Regions from separate parts of the Homo sapiens genome. Here region 2 is linked to region 1. The links are chromatin contacts, found by Hi-C or POLR2A ChIA-PET in ENCODE. All regions are on one chromosome and are shown on one strand. Each heading gives the region's core, a stretch centred on a gene start or an enhancer-like site at or near the end of the contact. The rest is flanking DNA. Distances are from core to core; before and after follow the strand shown.

Region 1 (4,005 bases), core at 1,370-3,869:
TCGGTTCACTGCAACCTCTGTCTAACAGGTTCAAGCAATTCTCCTGCCTCAGCCTCCCAAGTAGCCGGGATTACGGGCATGTGCCACCAAGCCCGGCTAATTTTGTATTTTTAGTAGAGACGAGGTTTCTCCATGTTGGTCAGGCTGGTCTCGAACTCCCGACCTCAGGTCATCCGCCCGCCTCGGCCTCCCAAAGTGCTCGGATTACAGGCATGAGCCACCCCGCCCAGACATATTTTTTATTTTTTTGAGACGGAGGTTTGCTCTTGTTGCCCAGGCTGGAGTGCAATGGCGTGATCTCGGCTCACCACAACCTCTGCCTCCCGGGTTCAAGCAATTCTCCTGCCTCAGCCTACTGAGTAGCTGGGATTATAGGCATGCGCCACCACGCCCAGCTAATTTTGTATTTTTAGTAGAGACGAGGTTTCTCCATGTTGGTCAGGCTGGTCTCAAACTCCCGACCTCAGGTGATCTGCCTGCCTCGGCCTCCTAAAGTGCTGGAATTACAGGCATGAGTGACCGTGCCCGGCCAAGCTTACCGATTTTTAAGATGTACTTTCCCCCTTTAATACAATAAATAACTAGTACATATTTGTTGACATCTTTTTGATTTTTCAATTTTTTAATTTTTTATTTTATTTATTTATTTGAAAAAAGGAGATGAGATCTCACTATGTTGCACAGGCTGGTCTCAAACTCCTGGGCTCAAGTGATCCTCCCGCCTTGGCCTCCCAAAGTGCTGGGATTACAGGTGTGAGTTACCACACCTGGCCATGTTGCCATCTTTTTATTGTGGAGTTTATACATAGTATTTGGAAGAAAATAGGCTATCTGGAATTCCACATGTCTCTTTTTCTTTCTCCTTCTTCAGATTTCTTTGTTTCTTTGTTTCCCCTAATATTGATTATGTGTTAGGCACTGTTTTAAATGTTTTGCATGTATTAATTTTTTGAATTTTCCCTACAATCCTGTGGGGTAGGTGCAATTATTACGCTCATTTGACAAGGAACCTGAGGCATAGAAATGTTAAGTGGCTAGCAGATGGCAGCTAGGAATTGGGACTGAAAAGGGACTCTAAGCACTTAGAGTCTGCCATAATGCCACACATTCTCACTGTACAACCTCACACAATAGCCTTGTTCTAGTGGGAAAGATTTCCCATCCGCAAAAACTTCAGAGTGAATGACAGGAAAGCTGGCCACTCTCATTTCTTAATTTTTTTTTTTTTTTAGAGACACGGTCTTGCTGTCACTCCGGCTGGAGTGTGGTGACACAACACAGCTCACTGTAACCTCAAATTCTTGGGCTCAGGCAATCCTCCTGCCTCAGCCTTCCAAGTAGCGGGGACTACAAGCCTACGGGCACTTACCACCATGTCTGGCTAATTTTTTAATTTTTTGTTTTTGTTTTTGTTTTTTTTTAGAGACAAGGTCTCACTGTGTTGGCCAGGCTTGTCTTGAACTCTGACCTTAAGCAGTCCTCCGCCTGGGCCTCCCACTGTGCCGGCCCACCCTCATTTCTGAAAGGTTTTGTTAAACAAAGTTTATGAGAGGCCATTGTTATGGACTAGCCTCCTGCTCTAGGCCCCAGAAAATCAGACCAAACCAGAATGAAGTCGCTTGTGCTAAGTGACATATAATCAAACTGAACTTTGAAATGGACCAGTTTTCCAAAAAACAGGAGATTTCAGTCAACCTCAGTCAGTGTAGTAAGGAAGTCCTCTCTGTTTTAGTCCTATAAGGAAAGTAACTTTGAAACAACCAATCTATCTTTTTTTCTCTGTTTCCGCTTTCTTCATACTCACCAGGACACTCATTCTATTTTATAGAATGATGTGTTGCTTGATTCTAGAATTGCAAATAAAAGGCAATTACATCTTCTAAACTAAATTTGTTGTAATTTTGTCTTTTGATAGTTTAAACTATGGGATCAGAAATTCAAAGACTATGAATAAAAATTTCAAAAGAAAGAAATAGTAATACCACCAATAAGAAGAATAATTAAAAAGGTACAAAGAAATTGGATGCAACATTGTAAAAAGAGCCATAGTTTGGAGCTGAGCTGACATGAGCTAAAATCCTAGGTGAGTAACTTGTTAGCTATGTGGCCTCTGAAAGTCAGCTCAAGAATCTGAGCTTGTTTCCTCACCTCTAAAATTGAAAAAATAAGGCCTAACTATCAAAGTCATTAACAAGTCATTGATAATGCTTGGCCTATTTTAATGTTCAGTATCTGTAAGTTGATACCATTAAAGGATGCTTGAGATGCCAACTACTATATAATCTGAAACAATAATGATCTTTTTTTTCCCCACAAAGATAACAAAAAACAAACACAAAAAAACAACAGTAAGCTCTGCCAGACATGTAAAACCAATCAAACTATATAATGAATTAAATCCTTTCCCCATTAAAAAGACGTATCAGTGTACCTAACACAATATAGGAAAAGAAACACACCTTATTTGGCAAGAGATATATTCATTCTCCAGATAAGAGAAACACACATTGAAACCACTTCTGCTGGATTACTCTGGCCAATAAGAGCGTCTGAAACTGTTCTATGTACTATGCCCTGCGATAGAAACACAGTTACCTCTCCCCTTTCACGTAGTTTTCATTTGTGGTGAGATTCTCTCCCAGGCCACAAGACATTTCCTGCTCGGAACCTTGTTTACTAATTGTAAGTACTTTACAAGTAAGAACTTGTTTTAAAAACTTAGCATTCAAAAAAAAAAAGCTTTCTTTAAAAGTTATTTGATTTTCTTGTTTTTTTCTTAGCATGTTATATTTTGAGTTTCAGCTAAAAGACTAAGGTTTTCTTATCTAATTGCTTTAAATTTATACATTTAGTCAAATTCAACAATTTCTTGCTAAGCATTTTGCCAAATGCCAGGCTTTTCAAAGTAGTGTAAGATCCCAGCCTTGAATCCTCATCAATTGCTGCTTTCTGCAGCAAACACATATTATACATTGTATTTAGTAACATGATCATTAATTTCACTCTTTATTTCAATATGTATGCATGTTGACTTATGCCGGTCTAATTTCTTTCTGCTTTACAAATATTCTATTTTATCCATTCAAAGTATTTAGAAACAAGATATGGAATTTTGTAGATTTAGCTAATGAATTATAAGAATTCTTGAATTCTCACTATGAAAGTAAGAAAAACAGACTAGAATTCTTCAAAATTAAATTCTGGTGCTTCATTTATATGTATAAAGAGAGATGGAGAGATTATGAAATGGAAATGTTTCAATCAAAGCAAAAAAATGAAATTTAACATCAATAAACAGTAGAAGAGAAAAATCTCAATAATATGTCTAGTATCTGGATTAATCAATATTAATAATATGTATTAATATTACTATAATTAATATCATGTATTATATTAATATTAATGTATTTTATTAAGATAGTGGGCTGTCCTCAGGAGTGAAGTGCTCATAGAAAGGAGAGACAAATACAAGATTGATTCTTAACTAATAGATAAAATTAAGGTGTTTAAAATATGAGCCAAATACTGCAAGATTTCCTGACATTGAGACCATTCCACAGAACTTCCTAAAGAAAGGTATTCTAGTCTCATTCTCCAAAGCTTGCCCACCAAGATTCCCATTTCACTACCTCCTGCCCCCATTTTTCCTGCATTTTCCAAGGTGGCCCCTGCCAACTTTTTTTTAATCACTCTCTCTGCTCCTGTGGGGTTAAAGATGGCATGGAACAAAACAGCTGTGTGGTCACACCACAACGGGCAGAACTGCTGGCCACAGATAGGAAACCTCAGGCATCTCCTTAGCCCTTACCAAATCCAGCCCAACACGTTTACACACCCTGGCACTCAATAAAATATTTGCTGAATTAAATTGGATCTGTAGTTATTAGTAACAGAAGAAAAATAAGGCCACTGGTCGTGGGTTACAAAATGTGCTCTGCAAGGCCACTGGCATTAGAATCTTGTGAAGTGCCCAGGATACTGCACAGGCCCGCACCTGAAGGGAGA
Region 2 (4,376 bases), core at 557-3,056, 250 kb after region 1:
AATGCATCCATTATTTTGAACACAGAAAAGCCTCAGTTTTTAAAATGCGTTTATTCAAATCTGATTGAAATTTTAAGCTGCATTCCTGTTAATCAGAATAGGTCATCGTAATGGATCATTCTTGCACTTTAAAAAATCTTAGTATTCTTTTTCCTGGCTAAAGATACTTTCTACAAAAAAATATTCAATTTAACTATACTTGTTGACCACATTAATTCAGGTGTTTTGGTTACAAAGTGGCCATACCATTTTCTGAGTTTTGTTGTTTGTTTTTTGTTGGCCTAGGTGTTATATGAACTTCCCACCAACACACAGTGGTGCTTCGATATTCAGTGGTGTCCCCGAAATCCTGCTGTCTTATCAGCTGCTTCGTTTGATGGGCGTATCAGTGTTTATTCTATCATGGGAGGTAGCACAGATGGTTTAAGACAGAAACAAGTTGACAAGGTAATAGGAAGTGTTAAAGTTTTCTATTATAATGCCTGAAAAAAGTATGTGTTGTGTAATATTTTGAAATGACTTCACTGATTAACAATGCTGGTTAATTGGACAATTGTGATCAAAAATTTTTTTGGATATGACTGGAAAAAAATGAAACTTTGTGTATGGTCGGATGCTTATGTTATTATTATCTTTTTTAGCTTTCATCATCTTTTGGGAATCTTGATCCCTTTGGCACAGGACAGCCCCTTCCTCCGTTACAAATTCCACAGCAGACTGCTCAGCATAGTATAGTGCTGCCTCTGAAGAAGCCGCCCAAGTGGATTCGAAGGCCTGTTGGTGCTTCTTTTTCAGTAGGTGGATTTTGTTTTTATGGTCCATAGGCACAAAGGACTTTTTATACCAAAGTGTTATTATAGAGTCACTCTGATGGAAGCAATCAGGGTTTAAGTTGGGATTTGAGATGTACTTGTGGGTATTTCATCATTCAAAATGGTTTCTCTGAAAAATTGGAACCTACTCTTTTTTTTCCCTTTTTTAAAAATCATGGTAAAATATACATAAAATTGATCATTTTGTTCATTTTTAAATATACAGTTCAATGGCATTAAGTACATTTACATTGTTGTTGTGTAGCCAACACTTTATATTCCTCCCCTCCTCCATTTTTTTGTTTGTTTGTTTGTTTTTTTGAGACAGTCTCACTCTGTTGTACAGGCTGGAGTGCAGTGGCACAACCTTGGCTCACTGCAACCTCCGCCTCCTTGGTTCAAGCGATTCTCCTGCCTCAGCCTCCTGGGTAGCTGGGATTACAAGCACGTGCCACCACACCTGGCTGGTTTTTGTATTTTTAGTAGAGATGGGGTTTTACCATGTTGACTGGCCTGGTCTTGAACTCCTGACCTCAGGTGATCCACCCGCTTCGGCCTCCCAAAGTGCTGGGATTACAGGCATGAGTCACTGCACCCGGCCCTCCTCCCTTTTAAATTTGTCTTCCTTCTCTCTCTCTCTGTCTCTCTTTCCCTCCCTCTGTCTCTCTTTCCCTCCCTCCCTCCCTTCTTTTTCTTTTCTTTTCTTCTTTTTTTCTTTTCTTTTTGCAGGGAGTGTCCTCCCTCTTCTTCATCCTTTTAGCTTTCTTTTTTAATTGCCAGCTTTTTTTAATGGTAAAAAATGCATAATATAAAATTTTAATTGTAAAAAATGCATAATATAAAATTTACTATCTTAACCATTTTAAAATATACACTACAACCATTTTTAAATATATACTACAGTAGTGTTAACTATATACACGTTGTTGTGCAACAGATCTCTAGAACTTTCTCATCTTGCAAAACTGAAACTCTGTGCCCTTGAACAACAGCTCCCCATTTCCTGTTTCCCTTGAATCCCTGGTAACCACATTCTACTTTGTTGCTAGGAGTTTTCTACTTTAAATTACTCATATAAATGGAATCATGCAGTACTTGTCTTTTTGTGGCTGGCTTATTTTACTTAGCTTAATGTCCTCAAGGTTTATCTGTGTTGTAGTGTGACAGAATTTACTTCTTTTTAGAGGCCAAATAATATTGCATTGTATATATATATATATATATATATATATATATATATATATATATATATACCACATTTTTTTTTATCCATTCATTTGATGGTCATTTTGGTTGCTTCCACCTTTTGGCTATTGTGAATAAATGCTGTGGTGAACATGGGTTTGTAATTATCATTTTGGGATCCTGCTTTCAGTTTTTTGGGACATATACCCAGAAGTGGGATTGCTGGATCATAGGATGGTTCTATTTTTAAGTTTTTGAAGAACCTCCATACCATTTTATAGCCGTTTTACCATTTTACATTCTCACTAGTGGTGCACAAGGGTTCTAGTTTCTCCACATCCTCTCTAGCACTTTTTGTTTGTTTCTTCCTTTTACATTGCTGATACCTTGCCTAATTCTTTCATGCCAAACTTCTAATAGCTTGATTTCATATTTGTTGCTTGTCTTTTCCCCCTCTAATCTCTACTACATATTCCAAGATTAATCTTCCTAAAATGGACCTTTGAATATGTTTTATGTCACTCGTAAGTCTGTTCTTTGGATCTGCTTAATCTTCTCATCGTCCTATCTGGTCTTCTCTATCTGGGTGGATCACTTGAGGTTAGGAGTTCAAGACCAGCCTGGCCAACATGGTGAAACCCTGTCTACTAAACATACAAAAGTTAGCCAGGCATGGTGGCCGGCACCTGTAATCCCAGCTACTCAGGAGGCTGAGGCAGGAGAATCACGTGAACCCAGGAGGCAGAGGTTGTAGTGAGCCAAGATCCCACCTTTGCACTCCAGCCTGGGTGACTAAGAGCGAAACTCTGTCTCAAAAAAAAAAAAACCAAAAAACCAAAAAAGTACATTTCATCTAGAACAGAAATTGAAGTGGTGTCAGACTGTGGCGCATGAGAGGTTGTATCAACTAATTTCATCCAGATTATCTGTTTAGGCCACTTTATAAGCACTTTTTTTGGCCATATCCTTGGGTTAACACTGAGTTTGTTCATTCTCTCTTTTATAGTTTGGAGGCAAACTGGTTACGTTTGAGAATGTCAGAATGCCTTCTCATCAGGGAGCTGAGCAGCAGCAGCAGCAGCACCATGTGTTCATTAGTCAGGTTGTAACAGAAAAGGAGTTCCTCAGCCGATCAGACCAACTTCAGCAGGCTGTGCAGTCACAAGGATTTATCAATTATTGCCAAAAAAAAATTGATGCTTCTCAGACTGAATTTGAGAAAAATGTGTGGTCCTTTTTGAAGGTAAAGTTGCTGTTTAAAGCTATATTATTTCATTATCTGCAAATTTAACTGTTCCTTTATATTCTAAATCTGTCCTCCTATTAAAGAAACAATTGAAAAAGTGTGATTTCAGCAATTCATCATGAAATTAAGAAGCCTTATAAAGAGCATACAACCTAACTTATGTCCAGAGTTTTTCCTTCTCTGCTTTGAAAAGTGTAATATGAAATACATTTTTAATAAGTAAAAAAAAATAATAATAGGTCTGTTTAGAGGAGAGCGACATAGTCAGCACACCTATTTTGAAGATGAGTACATAGAGTTTACTATAATGAAAACAGAATATTTAACATCTATAGTAGATCTAGTTAAGGAAAATGAAAAAAGAGGAAGAGGAATAGAGGAGAGAGGTTGGAGGCATTTTTCCTTTTACTTTAAGAGGAGTTAGATTAGAATAACAAATAGAATTTCCTGGTTGGTCATTTTGCCTCCACTGGAATGTCTGTTTCTTTATACGGTACTGGTTTTTCAAAGGTAAAGCAGTCTTGAATACAGTTAGGTTAAAGTATAAAATTAAAGAATTTATATTTTGTAATAATTTTGGGAAAGAATTTTAGGACATAGAATATTCCACATAGTTTGAGTTTTGTATCAGTTTAACCTTTGGACATAAGTTTGTATTTACAGAAATTACTGTTCAAAAGTAAGCTTTATTCAACCAGGATAATTAATTACTAGTATATTTACTATTAATAAATAACTTATTTAAAAAAATAATTCTGGGCACATGTTCTCAGGACCTCCTGAGGCTGGGTCTCCAAATAAAAAACAAAAAAACCCACTATTCTTTGGATTCCTTCAAACAGTGAATCTTTAGAATGTAGACTTCAGATATTTTTAATAATTCTCTTTGGAATTTGATTCATTCTTATAAAAATTCGGCCTTTAAATGTAGGTCTTTGTTTTAAGAATATGTCTTTTTTTTTAAAGGTAAACTTTGAGGATGATTCTCGTGGAAAATACCTTGAACTTCTAGGATACAGAAAAGAAGATCTAGGAAAGAAGGTAAACTTTTGGGAAAGTTAGATGGCATGCTCTTTATGAATCATACTTTTAAAAAATAAAGTTCTACACAGATTATCTCAAATCACCCAATA

Evidence for each region. A loop is a pair of places that touch in the nucleus more often than their neighbours do. ChIA-PET counts read pairs that join two places held with the same protein, here RNA polymerase II (POLR2A). Pooled maps may share reads with other maps.
Region 2: a pooled map shows a loop between it and region 1 (4-fold over the local background). The contact joins the enhancer-like site here to the promoter of PLAC8 in region 1. A Hi-C loop is called at or near these places in 6 of 50 pooled maps. POLR2A ChIA-PET finds 5 or more read pairs at or near these places in 2 of 52 experiments (activated CD4-positive, alpha-beta T cell and activated naive CD4-positive, alpha-beta T cell).

What each region holds. Positions count from the first base shown.
Region 1 is chr4:83,113,343-83,117,347 of GRCh38, reverse strand. PLAC8 (placenta associated 8) reads left to right here and starts at 2,619. Exons shown (of 5, transcript NM_016619.3): 1 at 2,619-2,682.
Region 2 is chr4:82,863,226-82,867,601 of GRCh38, reverse strand. It overlaps SEC31A (SEC31 homolog A, COPII component), which reads left to right. Exons shown (of 27, transcript NM_001077207.4): 9 at 286-447; 10 at 642-794; 11 at 3,004-3,240; 12 at 4,210-4,284. Among named protein-coding and RNA genes, the nearest start is that of SEC31A, 26 kb to the left of the region's middle. Within about 2 kb of position 1,806, at least 6 of the 41 ENCODE cell types and tissues checked have a DNase peak (open chromatin) inside an H3K27ac peak, as active enhancers do.